2 separate regions of the Homo sapiens genome follow, and region 1 is linked to region 2. A link is a loop called in an ENCODE intact Hi-C map of the cell type or tissue named here. Cell type or tissue: Calu3. All regions are shown on one strand. Links, peaks and the distances in the headings refer to the core of each region. The heading gives the core; the rest is flanking DNA.

Region 1 (4,404 bases), core at 160-4,159, 70 kb after region 2:
AGCAGGTGAACCAATACCACCAACTGTCTATCTTTAGACTTCTTGTTATGTAAGAAAAATAAGCTTCTATTTGTCACATTGCTACTACTTGTAGTGGAAAGCATTCCTAACTGATTCATCCTGTACATTTAAAACCGCTAAAATTCTCGAAAGTTGGTTTTGTAGTTTTTATGGCTTCAGGTTGTTTAACCTGAGCAAGAACCAACCATATCTGATGTAGCAAGAAGAATGTCATGTTTCATTTCAAGGAGACTTGTCTCCTTCCACAATTTTCCAAGATTTAGTGCACTGCCAATAGATTAATCACTGTGCTTAGAAGAAAATTCACCTGTCAGAATTTCAAGCCGAGAATCAGAATCCCAATCCCAGAATCCATGTAAGGCTGAGAACCAACCAGAAGATCTTTAGCCCATTATGCTAGAACTCTAAAGGGTTACACACCCAGGATTAGCATGAACCCGAAGTAAATTTTTGCATTCTCTCCCTCAAACCCCCCTTTAGAAATAACAAGGAAATGTTTCTTGGCACTGAGGAGAGCGGGAGAAAAGCTCATCTCTGTGAAGCTGTATCCAAACACTGACCCTTGTGCAGACTGGTACCCAAATTCACACCCCCTGAATGGCCCAGAAATTTTCCAGGAACAAATTCAGATGAAGGTGATCTTGGAGTGGAAGTGTCCCTAGGTGCATGGCAGATGCAAGTGCAAATTCTTTCAGGCAGATGTCACATTCATCCGAGATCTCAAAGAATTATCATCAAGTAATATCTCAAGAAAGTAAGCAGGCTGGCCATGGTGGCTTATGCCTGTAATCCTAGCATTTCGGGAGGCCGAGGCGGGTGGATCACGAGGTCAAGAGATTGAGACCATCCTGGCCAACATGGTGAAGCCCCCGTCTCTACTAAAAATACAAAAATTAGCTGGGTGTAGTGGAGCATGCCCGTAGTTTCAGCTACTCGGGAGGCTGAGGCAGGAGAATCGCTTGAACCCAGGAGGCGGAGGTTTCAGTGAGTCAAGATTGCGCCACTGCACTTCAGCCTGGTGATAGAGTGAGACTCCATCTCAAAAAAAAGAAAAAAGAAAAGAAAGCAAGCAGCACTTAGTGAAAAATAAGGAAGCACACAAGGAAATAAGGCAACATGAGCATGAATAAGCAGAAAAAACAAACAGCTAAACTACTCCCAAATATTTCATATAATGAAATAATAGGAAAGAAATTATACAATTGTTATGTTGAAAAAACAATACAAGCTTAAAGATATTTGCAGGAAACAGAGAACTATGAAAAAACTGATTTGGCAGGTTTTTCGAAAATCAAATAGATCTTTCTTATAAAAATGAAAAATATAATAACTGAAACTTTAAATTTAATAGGTGGATTTAATAGGAAATTAGATATAGGCAAAGAGAGAATTAGTGAACTGGAAGATGGGTCAGAAAAAATTATCCAAATGATAGCACAGAACAACAGAAAGATGAAAATCATGAAAAAGAGGAGGATAGAGTGAGAAGGTCTAAATACATTTAGGGGGTATTCCAGAAGGAGAAGCAAGGGAGATGGGGGCAAAATTATTATTTAAAGAGATAATGTCTGATAATTTTTTGGAATGAACCAAAAGATGTCAATCCATACATTAAAGAAGCTCAACAAATGCCAAGGACAAAAAATAAAAATAAAAGTGAAAAAAATGTTCGAACTGAGTGGCTATCACAAATCTGTCTCTTACTGGCAGGGTGACCCAATGGTGTGTCCAAGGGGCTGATATTACTCATCCAATCCTGGAACATGGAGCTCTGAGCTCTTGCAGGGGATGAGCAAAGCAAGTATAAGTGCAATAATGGGCTCTGTGAGGCCCACTCCTTCTGGCCTGATCTAGGTCTGTTGGTACCATAAACAGAATGATGGTGGAGGTACCAGCGCATTTTTAACCTCCTTCTGTTTATTATATATAACATAGGAGGGATGGACAAATGATGGAAAACCCATTCCTCCAAGGTGAGATTTTTTTCAAAAAGTCTGGCATAAATCCATTGTTTTTTCCCACCCTACCTTGTAACTTAGTCTCCATATCTACCTTAGAATTGCCACATGCTTGGGATTTCATAGGAAATACTCTAAAAATCTTGTTTGGCAGAAAGGCTCATTGAGAAAAATTCAAAATTATACATCTTTTGAATATCAAAACTTAGGTTTGATACAGTTCACCTCATGTTAAGATGGAATAACTGAGGCCAGAGAAAGTAAGAGACACTGGGAGAGTCTGTGTGACAAGGCCAGGCCTAGGTTGTGATCTCCTGGCTCCAATTCTAGGGATTAGTCCCCATTCAGCCACTCACTTCCTAGAGAATGAGGAGGCAGGTGATTTCATTCTCAAGGGATGGTATTTCAACAATGGTTTGTTATGGCATGTATCAGGTTGTTTAAAAAAGAAAATTCTCCAAAGCTTCCCAGCGGTGACATAGAAATACAGATGCAGACACCCCAACAGATAAAAACAGCCTCAATTACATAACCATGACAGCAAATGGTGAATCATTGCCGTGTAATGAAAAAACTCAGATTGGTCACTAGTAAAAGTAAAAGGATCGCTATGGTGAGTCACTGGGCCCACCCTCCTGCGGAGCCGCTGAAACGCAGACACCTACCAGTTGATTCAGAGTCTGGGCTTTGTCTTCCTTTCTTCCACATCGATGTTTCGGTATTTCACAATGGAGCTTTGCAAGTGATGTAAATTTTCAACAAGGGCTGGGCCGCAGCCCCACACTCTGTCTCTAGACCGTTTGAATAGGTGGGTTCTGCACCTGCACCTAAAAGAGAAGATGACTTGAAATGTACAAATAGCAAGTATTATTGAGTGCCTACTGTGTTCCCAAAAGACACATGGACTGGAGATTCATTACACAGGTTCATCCTTGTAAACTCTAGGAGATGGGCACTATCCTAATTTCCCTGAGGCCAGAACAAAGGCTAGGGGGATTCAGAACTTGCCCAGAGTCTTACAGTTAGTAGGAAGTGACAGAGGCAGGACTCATCCCAGGCAAAACCATGTGAAGGCCTACCCTCTTTCCACCAGGCAAGAAGGCGTCCTCCAGCCTTTTGACTGCCTTGGTGGCGCAAGAGAAAGGTGGGGCACCAGGTGGTGGCTGTCACATGGAAGAGGAAAGAGCAAGTAGAGGTGGGCCCTCACATCTATAGAGTGGCACTTCCACAGTGCGTGAAGTGGCTGAGCACTGGATATCGGTTTCCCCTAGCAGTAAAGTAGAAGCATTGAAGTGAGAGAAGACCTATTTGTTCAGTGGAGAGCAAGGCTTACATCTACCTGTTACTCCTTTGGCAGATTATGCTTTAAATTGACCATCTGAGACCAAGTGGGAAGTTCCAGAAACAACCTTTTATTTAACACTGATGTGGAGCACTTTGTGGGTGGTGTCTCAGCAATCTGCTACTCTGGCCTATACTGTGGAGTGGAAACTCACCCAGAATAATATTTTTCAAAGCAGCTTATTCACTTGGTGGGTGGGTAGGAAGGGTTATCTCTTCCTCAGGAAGTTCCAACTGAGCAGCATGAAAACACACTATTCTTTTTTTTTTTTTTTTTTTTTTTTGAGACAGAGTCTTGCTCTGTTGCCCAGGCTGGAGTGCAGTGGCATGATCTCGGCTCACTGCAACATCTGCCTCCCAGGTTCCAGTGATTCTCCTGCCTTACCCTCCCGAGTAGCTGGGATTATAGGCACCCACCACCATGCCTGGCTAATTTTTTGTTAGTAATAGAGACAGTTTTCACCATGTTGGCAAGGCTGGTCTCGAACTCCTGACCTCAAGTGATCGCCCACCTCGGCCTCCCAAAGTGCTGGGATTACAAGCGTGAGCCACTGCACCTGGCTGAAAACACATTATTCTTTCTGATGGTCTGAAAAGTAATTCACTTATGTATATACATTACTGGTATGACCCTCTTCCCCAGCCACATCTCCTTTTTAATATTAACATATTCAAATGAGCCATTGAGTATGCATAAGTGCAATTGACCACAAGACTTGGGGCCTCAGTCCAAAAGAGCCAGTGCCTCTGCATCCAGGTGTGGAGAGGCAAAACTGTCATAGCCTGAAGCTGGTGGGTGAGAGTGGTACAATCATTTTGGGCAACCATTCGGCAGTATGTACTGAAGCTAAATCCATGCTGCACCCCGAGCCCAGCAATTTCGTCCCTAGGTGCATGCCCAACAAGGGTGGATGTGTGTGCACACAAATGTGGGGGAATATTCACAGGAGTCAAAACTCCTGTGAATACAAAGATCTACCAGCAGTGAATAAAGGAAGAAATTGAAGTTTAATCACCAAAAGATCATATACAGTAATGAGAGTGGACAAGCCACTGTTTCTTGTGACAGCATGTGTACATCCCA
Region 2 (4,404 bases), core at 177-4,176:
CAGATCATGAGGTCAGGAGATGGAGACCATCCTGGCCAACATGGTGAAACCCCGTCTCTACTAAAAATATAAAACTTAGCTGGGTGTGGCGGCACGTGCCTGTAGTCCCAGCTACTCAGGAGGCTGAGGCAGGAGAATTGCTTGGACCCGGGAGGCAGAGGTTGCAGTGAGCTGAGATCACGCCACTGCACTCCAGTCTGGCAACAGAACTAGACTCCATCTCAAAAAAAAAAAAAATATATATATATATATGTGTATATATATATATGTATGTATATATATATGTATATATATGTATATATATATGTGTATATATATGTGTATATATATGTGTATATATATGTGTATATATGTGTATATATGTATATATATGTGTATATATGTATATATATGTATATATATGTATATATATGTGTATATATATGTATATATATGTATATATATGTATATATATATGTATATATATATACATTTAACTTTTTGTGTTATTTATTTTCACTAGAAAGTCTAGACCTAACACATACAACTTTTGATTTCCTGAAAACTTCATTTTTTTTTTAAACCTTCTTGGTGACTGAGAACCTAGAATATCCCCAAAAACTTTACTACTAATAGCCTACTGGTAACCAGAATTTTTAACAGTCAGGGGTCAATTACCACATATTTTGTATGTTCTATGTATTGTATACTGTACTCATACAATAAGATAAGCTGGAGAAAAGCAAATGTTATTAAGAAAATCATAAGGAAAGGAAAATATATTTATTCATTAGGTAGGAGAGGATCATTGTAAAGGTCTTCATCCTTGTTGTCTTCATGTTGAGTGGTCTGAAGAGGAAGAAGAGGAGGGATTGGTCTTCCTGTCTCGGAAGGCAGAGTCAGAAGAGGAGGAAGTGGAAGGGAGGCAGGGGAGGCGAGTAATGGTGTTAACTTTTATTGGAAAAACTGCGTGTAAGTGGAGCAGTGCAGTTCAAACCCATGTCATTCAAGGGCCAACTATAATGTTCTTGGTATCTTTTGAAGGTGTTTTCTTTACTGACCAACCTCACTTTTTAAAATAACCACTTTCTTGAGATATAATTTATGTAACATACAATTCATCTGCTTAAAGCATGCAGTTCACTGGTTGTTAGTAATGTAACATACAATTCATCTGCTTAAAGCATGCAGTTCACTGGTTGTTAGTAATGTAGCATACAATTCATCTGCTTAAAGCATGCAGTTCACTGGTTGTTAGTAATGTAACATACAATTCATCTGCTTAAAGCATGCAGTTCACTGGTGTTTAGTATATTCACAGAGTTCTGGAACTATCACCTTAATTTTAGAACATTGTCATCACCCCAAAAAGAAACCCCACGCCTTATGGGCAGTCACCCCACATTTACCCTACCCCATCTCCCATCCTGAGGCAGCCACTAGTTTACTTTTCTGTCTCTATCGATTTGCCTATTCTGACATCTCATGTAAAGGGAACTGTATAATGTGTGGCCCTTTGTGGCTGGCCTCTTTCCCTTAGCACAGTGTCTTTAATGTTCATCCGTGTTGTAGCATCTATCGGTGTAGTCAGCCCTCTGTATCCAAGGGTTCCTTATCCATAAATTCAACCAATATGGGCTGAAAATATTCAGAAAAAATTTGTAACTGTACTGAACGTGTACAGACTTTTTTCTTGACTTTATTCCCTAAACAATAGTATAACAACTATGCATGTAGCATTTACATTGTATTAGGTATTATAAGTAATCTACAGATAATTTAACATATAGGAGAGGGTGTGCACAGGTTATATGGAAATAACCACACCATTTTATACAACTTGAGCATCCATGGATTTTAGTATCCAAGGGAGGTCCTGGAACCAATTCCCCAGCGGATACCAAGGGACAACTCCACTCCATTTGTTTTTATTACCAAGTAATATTCCAGTGTATGTATAGACCAGTTTATATCCCTTCGTCAGTTAATGGACATCTGGGTAGTTTCCACTTTTTGGCTATTATGAATAATGCTGCTATGAACATTGGTTTATACAGTTTTACATGTGTTTTGCATATGTTTTCATCTATGTGCAAGAATTGGAAGAAATTGCTGGTCATATAGTAACTCTATGTTTAGCCTTTTCAGAAACCGGCAAACTTGTCCACAGGCTGTGCCATTTTACATTCTCCAGCAGCGTGTGCAGCCTCACTTTTTATACAGCTGTTATGTGTAGGTGTTTTACTGGGAGTCCTGCTTGGTTTGTGCTGTTCTGGTTCTGTGGAGTAAGTTTATTTGTTGAGTATATGCTGTTTTTGTCTTGCTCTATTTACTGCTTTATCTCTGGCTCTTGAATAAGTACTTAGAATAGAGTGGGCACTTGAGAAATACTTGCTGAAACTGTGAATCTTTTTTGCCATGACAACACATCAGGCAACTCAGAAGTTACTCCTTCAAGATCTGCTGAGAAAGGACTCCTTTTCCCCATAGCCATTGACCAGGAAAATCTGGGAGCAGTTGTTTTGAGTGTAACCACAGCAACAGGAGGCTGTGATTTGGGGGTAGGCGGTCTGACTAATCTCTCTAACATTCTTCCTTTTGCCTGGGGGCTGTAGTAGGATATGGAGGTATAAAACAAAGAGGATAAAAATTTGTATCTAAGAATAACCCATAGCGAGGTGAATAAACTGCAGTTAAACATTCTAAGTTAAATATCACCAAGTTAAACATTCTTACTAAGTTAAATATAACCAAGTTAAACATTCTTACTAAGTTAAATATCACCAAGTTAAACATTCTTACTAAGTTAAATATCACTAAGTTAAACATCCTTTTTGAGAACTATATAAGTGATAATATTTACATGAGTATTTGGTGAAGCATTAAACCACGATCCTTCAGAGAACTAAAGTGACTCTGTATGTTTATTCTGCAAGTTACCGCAAGCCAGTCAACAAGAGACAACATCAGATTGAATGTGTTATATTTAAATGTTCACTTGGACTTGCCTAGCTTTAAAATGTTTCTATAAAGGGAAAGGTGGATCGTGAATGGTAGCTGGAGACTTGAGTGAGCTGTCTGCGTTGCTTGGTGTGGTCATATGGCTTTAGATAAACACGTGTGTCTGTTGACACATATTTTTATGCCTTACAGTGGGCTAACTTTGTTTGTGAGTCTGTTCATCCACTTATCAGCCTCTCCACCACCCATTCATTCATCAAGCATTTATCAACTGCTCAGTGCGAGCATACCAGCATTCTAGACCCAGGGGATGGGAAGAACGACATGGCCTGCGTACCTGAAGCGCTCATGGGAAAGGAGCATAAGAAGGAAGGAGCTGAATTTGGGGAGCCTTGAAATCATATGGAAACTGGTTGTGGAAAGATGCAGAGTGGAGCATTCAGGGCTGGTGGGAAAGATAGCATTCCTGGCAGAGGCACGGTGCAGCCACAGGCAGGCCATGCGAAGGGTTGGGGGTGCCTTCCTACAGCCAGAGCATGGGGTGCCTGAAGGGGTAGCCGAGCAAGCACTGGAAAGCCACGATCTTACAGCTTAGATGAATGGGATCCAATCTATTCCAACCCCTCCCCTAGTGTTGTAAATACTTTTGTAATAAAAGCAGTGCATGTTTGTTGTAGCAAATAAAAACATAGGCATAAAAAGTCCCTATTCCCAGAAACCCATTAGCAGAATATCTCCATTTTAGAAAGACAATGTGCGGAGAACCTGGACACCCAGAGACCAGCTCTCAAACCATTAGAATCATCCCAGTTAGAAGGGCCACAGGCCTGAACGATGGGGTGGAGAGGAGCAGACAGACCAGAAGACTAAGAGTGAGAAAGAAAAAGGAGCACAAACTCCACCATCAGTTCCTAATAATATCAAAGGAGAAGGGAATAGTCAGGGATGACGTAGAGATGTCTAGTAATGTTGCCATTGAGGTAAAAAATACAGAATGCAAAATAGGTTTAAGGCTAAAAGTAATGAGCTGGGTTTTGTGCACATTAAATAAAGGAGCCCATGCGTCTTCTGTGTCACATTCAGTAAACCAATGGCAGTGTCCATCGGGCCCAGGAAGAGGAGGCTGGAGATGTCAGTTTGAGAGATACCAGCGTTTATTGTGTGGTCAAGATCACGAATGAAAAGAGATTTAGCGTCATTGTATAAAGTAAGATTAGGGCTAAGAATGGAAGCTTGGGGAAAAACAAATATTTTACTTGAATCTGTGATAAAATCCATACCATACACCTCTCTAGAGAAAAATACAAATGCCTGTGATGTATTTACATAGAATTTTAGAGAATTCACAGATGTACTGATTGCCTAGAACTAAAAATTCTGTTAGAAAGCAGACAGAGGAGAAGATGGACAGTAAAGATACTGGAGTTGTCAACAAGCTGAGAGGAAAACTGGAAAGGGCCAAAC

Evidence for each region. Peaks named below come from ENCODE experiments on the same cell type or tissue, not always from the same donor. Only the 100,000 strongest peaks of a DNase experiment are listed, where the experiment ranks them.
Region 1: it touches region 2 in a loop (5-fold over the local background); 1 of 110 quality-filtered maps calls a loop at or near these places.

What each region holds. Positions count from the first base shown.
Region 1 is chr2:10,513,126-10,517,529 of GRCh38, reverse strand. No RefSeq gene overlaps it. Among named protein-coding and RNA genes, the nearest start is that of ODC1-DT, 66 kb to the right of the region's middle. In Calu3, for the core only: no CTCF peak of the experiment used is centred there; a DNase peak (open chromatin) is centred at 2,619.
Region 2 is chr2:10,583,109-10,587,512 of GRCh38, reverse strand. All of the region lies in intron 19 of NOL10 (nucleolar protein 10), which reads left to right. Among named protein-coding and RNA genes, the nearest start is that of NOL10, 100 kb to the left of the region's middle. In Calu3, for the core only: no CTCF peak of the experiment used is centred there; a DNase peak (open chromatin) is centred at 2,522.